Linked DNA regions of Mus musculus: region 1 is linked to region 2. Evidence: chromatin loops called from intact Hi-C (ENCODE). Cell type or tissue: left cerebral cortex. All regions are shown on one strand. Each heading gives the region's core, and the rest is flanking DNA. Links, peaks and the distances in the headings are about the cores only. Region 1 holds the start of Zer1 (zyg-11 related, cell cycle regulator). Region 2 holds the start of Set (SET nuclear oncogene).

Region 1 (5,369 bases), core at 318-5,317, 57 kb before region 2:
TAGAATTCCTGTCTGCCACAGGACCTGGGTTTGAGCCTCCACATCCCCTCCCTTCTTTCTCTCTAACCTCACTCCAGGGCATTCCTTAAGCAAAAAGTGTTGTTAGTTTACCAGATGTGGAGGGCAGTAAGAAAAATGTTTAAGCCTACTGCCTGATTGTTTGAGCTTAGAATGACAGAGATGCAAAGAGCCCACACTGATTTCAACTGTGAACGTTCTGGACAGGAGACCAGAAGGAAACAATTTACTGAGGGACTGGGTAAGGAGAGAAGGTAGATGAAAAGTCTGGATGCCCTGATTGTGAGACTGCAGAAGGAACGAAGGGATTTGTGTTCGGAGGCTATGGTAGAAATCAAGAGAAGAAATGGTGATGGGGCCAGTGAGATGGCCCAGCATGTAAGGGTGCTTGGTACAAGCATGGTGAGGACTGAATTTGATCCCTGAAACCAACGTGGCTGGTGTAGAGAACCCTCTCCAGCCAACAGTGCTCTGATCTCCTGCACATGTGCATATGCATGCACACATATAAATAAATGGGAAAAAAATCTTAAAATGAAAAGGAAGTATAGACCAGAGAGCTTGTTCGGTTCCTACGTTTGTGGGGCTTACAACTACCTGTAACTTCAGCTTCATGGGCTCCGGGGCTATTGTCCTCAGCAGGCAGCTGCCGTCACGTGCATAAGCACATATACACTTATGTACATAATTAAAATAATATTTTTGAAAGATAAAATGATGGACAGTAGGGCACTATTGGAGGAAGAGAGAAACAACTGTTAAGAGATCCTTGGTGACTAGAAGAAAACGCAGTGGCCAAGAACAGCCTCACTCCTGCTATCTGACAGCTCCTGGGTGAATGGCCCTTTTCGTGAAGGAAAGAAGGAGGAGCACATTTTGAGGGGCAATGTGGTGGCTGCTTAGAGACCGCCCAAAAGACGTCGGGTTGGGCACCGGGTGAGTCAGCACTAACTAGGTAAGATGGAGTCAATCCTGTCCTGAACCTGCTCCTGCGAGTTAGCCCCTCGCTAGAAGGAACCCTGGAAGCTAACGTGGAGACTGGGGCCTCAGCTTGGGCAGGAGCAGCCCAGAGAACCCGGAACCTTCAGCCGCCTCCGCCCACGTTCGCGGCGGGACAAGACGAGAGAACCCCTCCTCTGCTGCTAAGGGGCGGCCCGGAAGTGACGCTTTGTTGACAGCACACCCGCAGCCACAGGCTCTCCAAGCCTTCGGAACAGGATCGGGGGGAGGGGCTGGGCCCGGAGCCAAGCAGCCGGCGGCCCGAGGGCAAGGGAACGGCCTCCGTCCGGGGCTCCGGTCGCAGCATTCCCGCCCTGCCCCGCCCCGCCCCGCCGACCCGGACCCGGACCGGATCCGACCTCCTGCGGCGCTTTGGCCGCCGATTCCCCCGGGCCGCAGCCTCCGCTTGTAAGCCTGCGAAGCATCCTGTCTCCCCGTTGAGGGCCGCCCCCTCCTAGGGTACGTCCTAAATGCCGAGCCAAGAGACGTACCTGCATCCTTTTCTTCACCCTGTCTCAGGGTCTAAGCATTGTCGCTGCGACTCCTTGCAGAGGTCCACCACAGGCTAGTGGTGGGATGGCGCTCGTCGCCTGCCACCCAGGTCTGAGGATTTTGCCTTGAAAATTGAGCTCTCTCTAGAATGAGAACGACGCTCGCCCTTGCAAAATGGGGGCTCAACGTAGGGCTTAGGAGGCCAGCCTCTGCCCCTCCTACCTGTTGGATGAGTTTAGGTCTTCTCCCAACCCCCGAAGCCGTGCTACTTAAAAGCTTAGGGATGGCTTGGCTCCTGGATCAGCTCCCAAAATGCGATGCCAAGGTACAAGATAGTGCAACAGGGTCGGAAAAGAGCGGGTGGGCTTGCTGAAGATCAATGGCTCCCATAGGTGAGGTGAAACTAAAACTGACCGCTCTGGCTAGCTCTGGGTAGATTTAGCTGCTCTTTAACCAGTCAAAGCTTCCCCGGGTTTGCTTGTGCCTTGTGTGTATGACAGAGACGGGAGGGGGAGCAGAGGGTTGGGGGTAGTGGTGCCTAATGCCTGGGAAAAGCTAACTCAATGATGTTTCTGACAGAATGGTTCTCTACAGGCTTCAAGTTAGAGTGACCGGTGGAGATAGCATTGAAAGGGGGGTCACAGAAGCTATGCTTTGACCAAGAGGTTCTTGTTAGGTATGAAGGGTCGATGTGCTTTGCCTTATTCAGTAAATAAACGTACAACATGTTTGATAGTAATAGGTGTCACGAAGCAGAGACTGGGACCTCTGTATAGAATGGTCAGGGAAGGTCTCTAATGAGGTTTCTGTCTGAGCAGAGATGAGTGAGGTAGAAAGTCATTACAGCTTTCTGGGGGCTCAGCATTCAGCAGCAGGCGCAAAGATCCTGTGGTGGCAAGAGAACCCGCTTGGGTCTGAATGAAGGAGGCAGAGTGGGTGGCAAGGAAATCAAGTGAGAAGAAATAACCGCAGGGAACATATTAGGGACTGGCTTGTGATGCAGGGTTGATTTGTAATTTTTGAAATGTTGGAGAAGAATCAATTGTCTGAGGTGACAAATGACCAATGTACTTCAGCCCTGTGTTTTAAGTGCCCTCTTGCTGTCTGTACTGAACATCCATGGCAGAAATTAAAAGAGATTTCTGCGGGAAAGTCATGTCACATTACTGTTTCCTCGTAGTTAGAATGTGAGCAGGTGACCTTCTGCCTCGGTCTTTCCATCTGTAGAATAGGACTGCTAAGCTACAGGGTGCATGTGTGGCAGTGTGGTACATGACAGGAGGGATCCACCCACGACACAGTCCTGCAGCCCTTCTTTCTAGCATCAGCTGGAGGCATCACCAGCTCTGTCTGACTCCCCTGGCTCATAGGATTTGTAGGAATACTGGGGGAAGCTAAGTAGAACTTTATGACACCATTCACTGGTAAAAGTAATGGTCTGTTCTTCGGGGTATCTGTGACCTTGGCCTTGATTGTTTGTTGTGTTTGTTTAGACAAGTTCTCACTCTGTAGTGAGACTGGCAACGGCCTGTGGAATCCAGACTGAGCTTGAACTCAGCAGTTCTCCTCAGCATCCCAAAGGCTAGGACTGCAAACAGGAGCCACCAACTCCAGCTGGTGGCCATACATACATACATACATACATACATACATTTATTTATTCATTTATTTATTTAGAGGCAGTTTCATGTAGACAAGGCTGGCTTCAATCTTGCTATGTGGTCTTGAATTCATAGAGCTTGATCTGCAACTGCCTCCTGATACAGTTCCATCAGATTATATGTGTGTACCACCATGCCTGACCCAAAAAGGACTTTTAAAATCAAGCCCTGAATATCCCCATTCTGTAACATAATATAAGCAAAACGATGTCTTCCAGACAGATTGGAAAAGAACTGTGTTGGACCTATCTGTGGCACTGAGTGTGTGATCGAACTTCAGGTAGAGGCTGTGAATTCTGAAGGCCCCTGGCACAGGCTGAAAATCTGCAGCCTTTGAGGAGAACAACTCCAGATCTTCTCAGCCCTTGAACCTGACTACATCATCAGGCCTGTGCTATTGGCTGAGCAGGGCCAGAGGATTTGAAAATGCAAGGCCAAGGGTCAGAGGCTATGGCTGAGTGATAGAACACTTGCCTAGGGTCCATAAACCCCTGGGGCCCACCCCATGCACCACAAAATTAAGTAACATGTAAATGTGTAAAGTCAGTGATTAGAAGACAGGAGCCTCAACGGCAGAGAAAGCTTCTCTGACCAGAACCCCAGACTAGCACTGTGGTGAGCCAGGGCCTAGCACAGTTCTGCTGCCAGCTTATTGTATATAGTTACGTGAATCTGTTGCTCCTTCTGAACCTCGGTTTTCCCTGCTTTACGCAGAGAATGGTGTCCTCCTGCCCCTGCTGACCCTGGAGAGAGCGGTAGGATGAAACCAGACACTGGTCAGAGAAGAGTTTATCCTTCACTCATGCTCGCAGTGGTGAAGAACACTTGCTGTTACCGTTCATGCCACTGGGTTCGTACAGGGGCATCTAGGGCCCACATGCTCAGGGCCCACTTTGCCTCCAGGTGTTCGTTTGTGTTTAACAGTTACTTAGGGAAGTACCACAGCACATTTGTGGAGGCCCGAGGACAATTTATAAGAGTTGTTCTCTTTCCACCATGAGGGGCCCGAGGCTGAATGCAGGCTTTCAGTCTCGGCAGCACTAACCACTGAAGCATCTTACGGTCTTGCCTTTGGTGGGTGTGTTTCGTTAGCCTCACTGCTGCAGTTCTTGATTCCAGGAATGTGAGCTCAGAAACCACTATGGAGTCAGCTCTTTGGGGACCAACATCAAACCTGGTTCATTCACTAGAGCTGGGTTTCTGGCTTCAGAAGTGAGCAAAGTCCTGGGGATATGGCTCAGACTGTAAGCATGCTTGCAAACACGAGGACCCAAGTTCAATCCCCGGCACCCATATACAGAAGCCATCTGCTGACATGCACTGGTAATCCCAGAGATGGAGAGACAAACGGGAGGATCCCAGCTAGCCCAACATGTGCTCTTTAATATACAATGGAGGTCCTGTGACTTGTGCACGGTCCCTACTTTTAGGAAGCTTCTAGCCCTGGTCCATGGTGCCCATAGAATCATTACCAGAAAACCAGATCATCTGTGGTCAGTGCTCAAGGATGCTTGGAGTTGTAAGGAGGTTCTGATGGCAGAGAAGAGAAAATGAGGCTTGCCCAAGTCGCTGTAGGCGGCACCTCCGAGAACAGACCTGGAAAGCTGGAAAGCCCAGGTCTGACCTACTGAGTGGAGAGCGCATATCTATGTACTGTGCAGACTGCTTGGCACACAGCCTCAGATGCCACACCTGCAGGCTGTAGATCGATCCCTGCCTCCTGGGAGGATGAAGGGAGCCAGTGGGTATCCAGGGCTGAGCAGTGTAGGCACTAGGAAGTTTGACTACACAAGCAGAACCCAAGCAGCCTGCCCCAGTGTTCTGTCCTTCCTCAGTGTGTGTGCATTGTTACTTTGTCAGGAGAGATACCAGCAGCATGCTGGGCATGTGCAGTCTTCCCCCATTCTGTGTCTTCCTAGCAGTGACCTGCAGGCATCGACTCTGTAGATGTCTTTCTCTAACCTCACTTGCACCTCTGTCCCCGAGAGTCCCCTGACACTTGTCTGGACTATCGACACAGCAGCGTTCTGTCCCTAATCTCCAGCCTGGGACCTATTCCTTCCTGGAAGACATTCAACCTCTATAAAGAGGGTTCCCAGAGCTCATGGGTTAACATTTCACAGGATGGGCACTGCTCCAAGGTTTGGATCCTCTGGCTCCCCAGAGTCTCTCTTCCTAGGTGTCAAGATGTTGCTGTGG
Region 2 (5,369 bases), core at 132-5,131:
TTGTTCATTAAGTCTGAAACAAATAAAGACTAGAATCAAAACCTAAGGCGGTAAGATGGAAAGGCTAAATACCCAACTGACACATGCTGGTAACACTGTTGCTTTTTCTCTCCCTGCTTAGGAACAGAGTATCTGCTACCCTGCAGCCCAGTCCTCTGACAACCAAAACCACTGAGCTAACTCAGCTCATCTCCAGTCTGGCAACATTGTATTTCTGTATACTGTATTTCCAAATAGTTATTGTGTCCCCAGTAGCAGAAAGTGTAAGTGAAGGTTAATCAAGAAACAAAACAAGCAAATGCCTTTAATCCCAGCACTTGGGAGGCAGAGGCAGGTGGATTTCTGAGTTTGAGGCCAGCCTGGTCTACAGAGTGAGTTCCAGGACAGCCAGGGCTATAGAGAAACCCTGTCTCTGAAAAACCAAAAAAACCCAGGTAGCAGCAGCCAGACTCTAATTCTGCACCTCTGAAAGAGCACCCTACCTACAGTACCCCCGCACCTGGGAAGGCTGAGGAAAGATTACATTAACCCGGGAGTTATAACCAGACTGAAACACGAGTGTGCTCACCAAAACCTTCCTGTAGTTACCTGATGCCAAATCAGTTCCACAAGAGAACTTTCCATAACATGAATTAATATATTTTACCTGTCTATTTCATTTTGTACTTCATCAATATGTTCAATTGCTTCTTGCTGTTCTTTTTCTGCAAAACAAGAAAGGGGACATAAGACTCAACACTAATTACAAGCTCCTCTTCCTGATCCCAGGATGGGAACTGCAACAGTGAAGCTCACCACAAAGCATGCTCCCCACGTGTTCGAGCACGCAGTTGAGAATTACTTTCTCATTACCCTACCATTCACAAATTAAGGCATCTACTCCGCTACTCGGAAAAATGCTTCACTCCTGGATTACTTTTCAAAGAGTTTCGTTCGTTACAAAGGTGCAATCATTGGCCTTCATTATTAAAGGTGAATGAGAGGCTTCACCTCATTCAAGAATTTTTCATGTTTATTACTAATATTATACAATTGTAAGAGAAAGGGTGCCAGTGCCAGCTGCCACTTAGTGTGGAAACTAGTCCATGGCCATAAAACAAATTAGGATACTATCAACTGTTATAACTGCTTTAAAAAAATTTAAAGTGCTCTCAATTTGTTATGATTATCAATATACACCGACAAAGACCAGTTAGTCACCAAACTTCCCGGAGTCGTCTTCTCAGACTTAGAATGTAAACCTGACCTTACTCCTTCAACCCATTCTTGATGAGATTGGTCATCATATACGGCCGTGCAGTATTTCAGGACACTTCGTGGGAAAACCCTACTCAAAAACTTGGAGCCATAAAAAGGAGAGGGGGTGTGCTCCTATTTCGTGCCCTTTTGTCCGAGGGTTGTGAAGGCTTTTACAAAGCCAAGTGGGCGTGAAGGGGCCCGATCGCGCGTCTCATTTCCGGTAACCAGCCCGGGCTCTGCAGCTGTCCTGGGCTCGAAACGACCCTCCAGGCGAGGGCTAGGCGTCCTAAAGGCCCCTGAAGCCCCTGCATCATACGGCCTCGGGGCCAGATTCCTCGCACCCCCGGCGCGCCCGAGTGTGGCTGCCCCACGTGGGGTGCGCAACCCGCGCAGCCTGGAGCATCCTCCCGCCGGCTCCGCGCCCCTACCCCGCCCCAAACCCCGGTTCCCGGTTCCGCGGTAGCGCCGGCTCAGGGCGGGAAGCAGGGCGGCACTAGAGGCCCGGCCGCAAGGCTGCGTCCGGCCGCACCATGTGGCGGCGGTGGCGGCTGATGGGAGCGAGGCATCATGGCGGAGCACAATAAAGAGAGGCTTCTCGGGAGGGAGGGAGGGGGAGGAGAGCGCGGGCGGGGGGAAGGGGGGGTCTCCGCCCGCCGCGCAGGCCGCAGCGCCCCCGCCTCGGCCGCACCGCTCACCGCCACGGCGCCACCCCGGCCCCCCGGTCCCGGGCCGCACACAAAAAAGGCGCCGGCTCTCCGGCCCCCGCGCGCCCCCCGCAGCCCCGCGGTCCGGGCCGAAAGATGGCGGCGCGGCCGGGCCCCCGCCGCGCCCGGTCCTCACCTGAGGTCTCGTCGGCCCCGTCGTGATTGGAGTTGAGCTCCTTTTTACTGGCTTTGGCCGTCGGCGCAGACATGGTGCCCTCCGCGATCGGGGCGGGGAGCGGGGAGGGGGAGCGAAGGGACGGCCAAGGGGGCGGCCAGCGGCTTCCCCTCACGCCACACGCGCGGCGCCCGCTCGCTCCGGCCGCCTCCTCCCGGCGCTCACTTGCCTGCCCTCCCCCTGGCTGCCTGGCACTGCCCGCGGGGCCTGACGCGGAGGCAGGCCCGGGCGCGTTGTGGCGAGCCCCCGGCCGGGGCTCTCGCTGAAGGCGGGGAGGCGGCGGCGGCTCGGCTGGGCTCCTCGACTCGCGCCCCGCGCTCCGGCTCGCTTCTGGATTGCCCTGAGCCGCCTCCTCCTCCTCCTCCACCTCCTCCACCACCACCTCCTCCTCTTCCCGGCGAGGGGCAGGCCGCAGAGCGCAGGCGCGCCGGGCCTGCGCAAGTCCCGCCCCCGGCCGGAGAGGCTCGCGCCGTACAGCGATTGGCCGCGGCCGCGGGGCAGGGGGCGGGGCCGTGGCGGGTGGCGGCGGCGGCGGTGGGGACACTGGGGCCTGGACGAGAGGCGGGAGGAAGCGGCTCAGCGACGCATGGTCCTGCCCCCGCGCGGTGCTCCCCTCCCCCGCTCTCCCCTTCTCCAGCCGACCCGGGACATTTGCGCGCCGCGCGGTGACTTGAGAGGCGGGGCCTCCGTTCCCCAATACTCCATCACGTGGTGGCTCAGTGGCTTCCCTTAGCGGGGCGGCTGGGGGCTCTGGAGAGGGGGCGCGCGCAGCCCCTCAAAAGTACAGGCCTTAGGAGTACCCTGGCTACAATCAGGCGCCTGAGTTCTGCACCCGGGCACCTTCATTTTTTTCTAGATGGAGAAGCTGGGGACTCAAACTCTAGGCTGCTGTGCAGAGCCACACGCAAGCAGTTCCTCTATCCAGTTTACACGCGGGACCGGGTTTATGCATGGGCCAATTCAAGCCTCTGCCCTCGGTTCTGAATTTTTAAAAATCTGTTACATATTCACACTCAAAAGAACCACAGGAAAGTTCTCTGACTGTAGGAAGGACCTTTCTGCCACAGGTCCTTCTGCTCAACTTCGTACAGGTGTCCTGATCTCAGTGGTGAGGGAAGCACATTTTTGGTGATGACAAATGGGGAAATGTTTAAAAGTCAAAGGCTAAAACAGTAAAACAAACAAACAAACAAACAAAAACAGCTTTAGATTATTAAAAAGTCCTTAAGCACTATGTCGGAGGGATTTAATGGTTAAACACTGTTTTTCAGGACTTGAAAAGATAGTTCTCTGTCTACCTGGATCCCAACACGTGGTCCTGGAAATCCAGAAAGCTCTCTACCTGGTTCCTCTACCACTAGAGCTTGAACTATCCATACTCTCAGTATTCCCGTTTTATTATCAGCTCTTATACATAAAGCAATGTGGCTTTAAGTCAAGTCATTCATGGTGGGTAGACAATAAATGTAAAATACATCATATATATATATATATATATATATATATATATATATATATATATATATATATATATATACAGTCCATGGTGAGAGAATACAAATGTGCTCCTCCAAGTTTCCATCTCAACTCCAGGAAATTCAGCTAGGCCTTCCTGGTGGTGCACCTTATGCTCAAGTCGGTGAATTAATTGCACTCATCTGTTGCAATTGGTAAGCTTAAATCTGGCGACAACCTCTAAGGACCTCTAACCCACACAGCTCCCAAGCCTAGAGACCTCCAACACAGGCAACTGTGGACAGGCTTCTTAAAGAGGGAACGGTCTGACAAAAAGGAGAGCTATAAACTGTGACTAACATTTGCTAAAACTCAGGTGATGCCTTCACCAGGAATGATTCCTGATAGCCCTGTGAGGTCCTGGCACACAGTAGCAAAGAAATTCCACAAACAAAACAAGGACTTAGGCTGAGGCAGAGGCTAGCCTGGGCTACAGTGTCTAAGTGTCTAAAAGTAAAAGGGCTAGAGCATTAGCCCTTAGCACTCCCATACCAAATCACTACCCTAGGCTCCTGCTGCATTTGGCTGTATTTTCCTGTAACCCTCATAAGATACAAAGTAACTTTTACAGATAATCTTAGGGTTAAAAAACAGGGCTTGGATCCTAAGAGGCAAGTTCCCTATCACTCAGCCACGACCCCTGCCTCAAACTCTTCCAAAACAAGATACTAAGTATATTTTACAGATAAACTAAACTGGGTTAAGTAATGGGAATGGATCCCCAGGTCTAGTGCCTGATAAACTGTCATCTGCCAGGCAGCCCCACCGGCAACTCAACTTTACAAGAGAAGGAACCAACATAAACCAGTTATTTTCTTTTTCTGGGGGTTGGGAGGTGGGGAGTGGAACTAGAAAAGGATGGCCTTGAACTTCTGCTCTTCACTCCCCAAACCCCTAATGTCTTAAATGTGGCTTAAGAGACAAGAGCTGACATCAAGTCTTGGCGCACACCCACGGGGGGGGTGGGGGGTGGGGGAAACAAACCAACCCACCAAGAATGTCTGTTTCTTTCTCTTTGTATTACACAAACAATTTAAAAATTACTTTTTACCCAGAAGAGTGTTTTGTCTGTAGTATTTAACTGTGCTATGTGCAAAGGCCAGAAGAGGATCCTCCTGGAGCCGAAGCTGGGAGCCACCACTGCAGTACTAGAAACTAAATCCAGGTCCCTGGCAAGGCCAATGTGCTCTTAAGCACTGAACCACCACTTCTCCAATCTCTTTCCTTTTTTTACCTACAAGCCTAGATAGACTGACTTAATGGGCCACTCCCAGGTAGAAAGAAGCTTGCTCTGAAAACTGAAGTTTTTTTCAACCACAACGTCTGGTCCAAGGGTTGGTGCCTGTGACCACAGCATAAATCTACAGAAGACCCACGGGGCCTTCCTCTGATTGGGCCCTGAACTTCAAGATGAATACAAGGAGCATACTAAGGGAAATCAAAGCAGAAGGGGGGGGGGGGCGCTGGGCATGGGTGCACCCAGGAAGCCACCAAGCATTGCACTCTCCATACCAGTGTGGAGAGGCTGGCTACAGTGCCTGGCAGGTCAACCTGTGTCCACTGGGCACATTTAGGAGGACTATGGTGGCACCCTCCCATCTCTCCCGGTTTAACTATTTCTGCCAACAGACTAAATGTGTAACACCAAAAAGGTTCGCTCACACTTTGCTTATAACAAAAGGGAAAAGATTAACCCCCATCTCAACTGCAATTTATTTACCCTTAAGTCTCAGCAA

Evidence for each region. A loop is a pair of places that touch in the nucleus more often than their neighbours do. Peaks named below come from ENCODE experiments on the same cell type or tissue, not always from the same donor. Only the 100,000 strongest peaks of a DNase experiment are listed, where the experiment ranks them.
Region 1: it touches region 2 in a loop (2.8-fold over the local background); 4 of 42 quality-filtered maps call a loop at or near these places.

Annotation. Positions count from the first base shown.
Region 1 is chr2:30,120,383-30,125,751 of GRCm38, reverse strand. It overlaps Zer1 (zyg-11 related, cell cycle regulator), which reads left to right and starts at 1,141. Exons shown (of 16, transcript NM_001290503.1): 1 at 1,141-1,476. In left cerebral cortex, for the core only: no CTCF peak of the experiment used is centred there; DNase peaks (open chromatin) are centred at 1,977, 2,408, 2,773, 5,213 and 1 more place; H3K4me3 peaks cover 2,662 bases; H3K27ac peaks cover 4,200 bases.
Region 2 is chr2:30,063,604-30,068,972 of GRCm38, reverse strand. It overlaps Set (SET nuclear oncogene), which reads right to left and starts at 2,499. Exons shown (of 8, transcript NM_001204875.1): 1 at 2,080-2,499; 2 at 647-704; 3 at 1-13. The coding sequence starts at 2,152. In left cerebral cortex, for the core only: no CTCF peak of the experiment used is centred there; DNase peaks (open chromatin) are centred at 1,767 and 2,629; H3K4me3 peaks cover 2,678 bases; H3K27ac peaks cover 1,642 bases.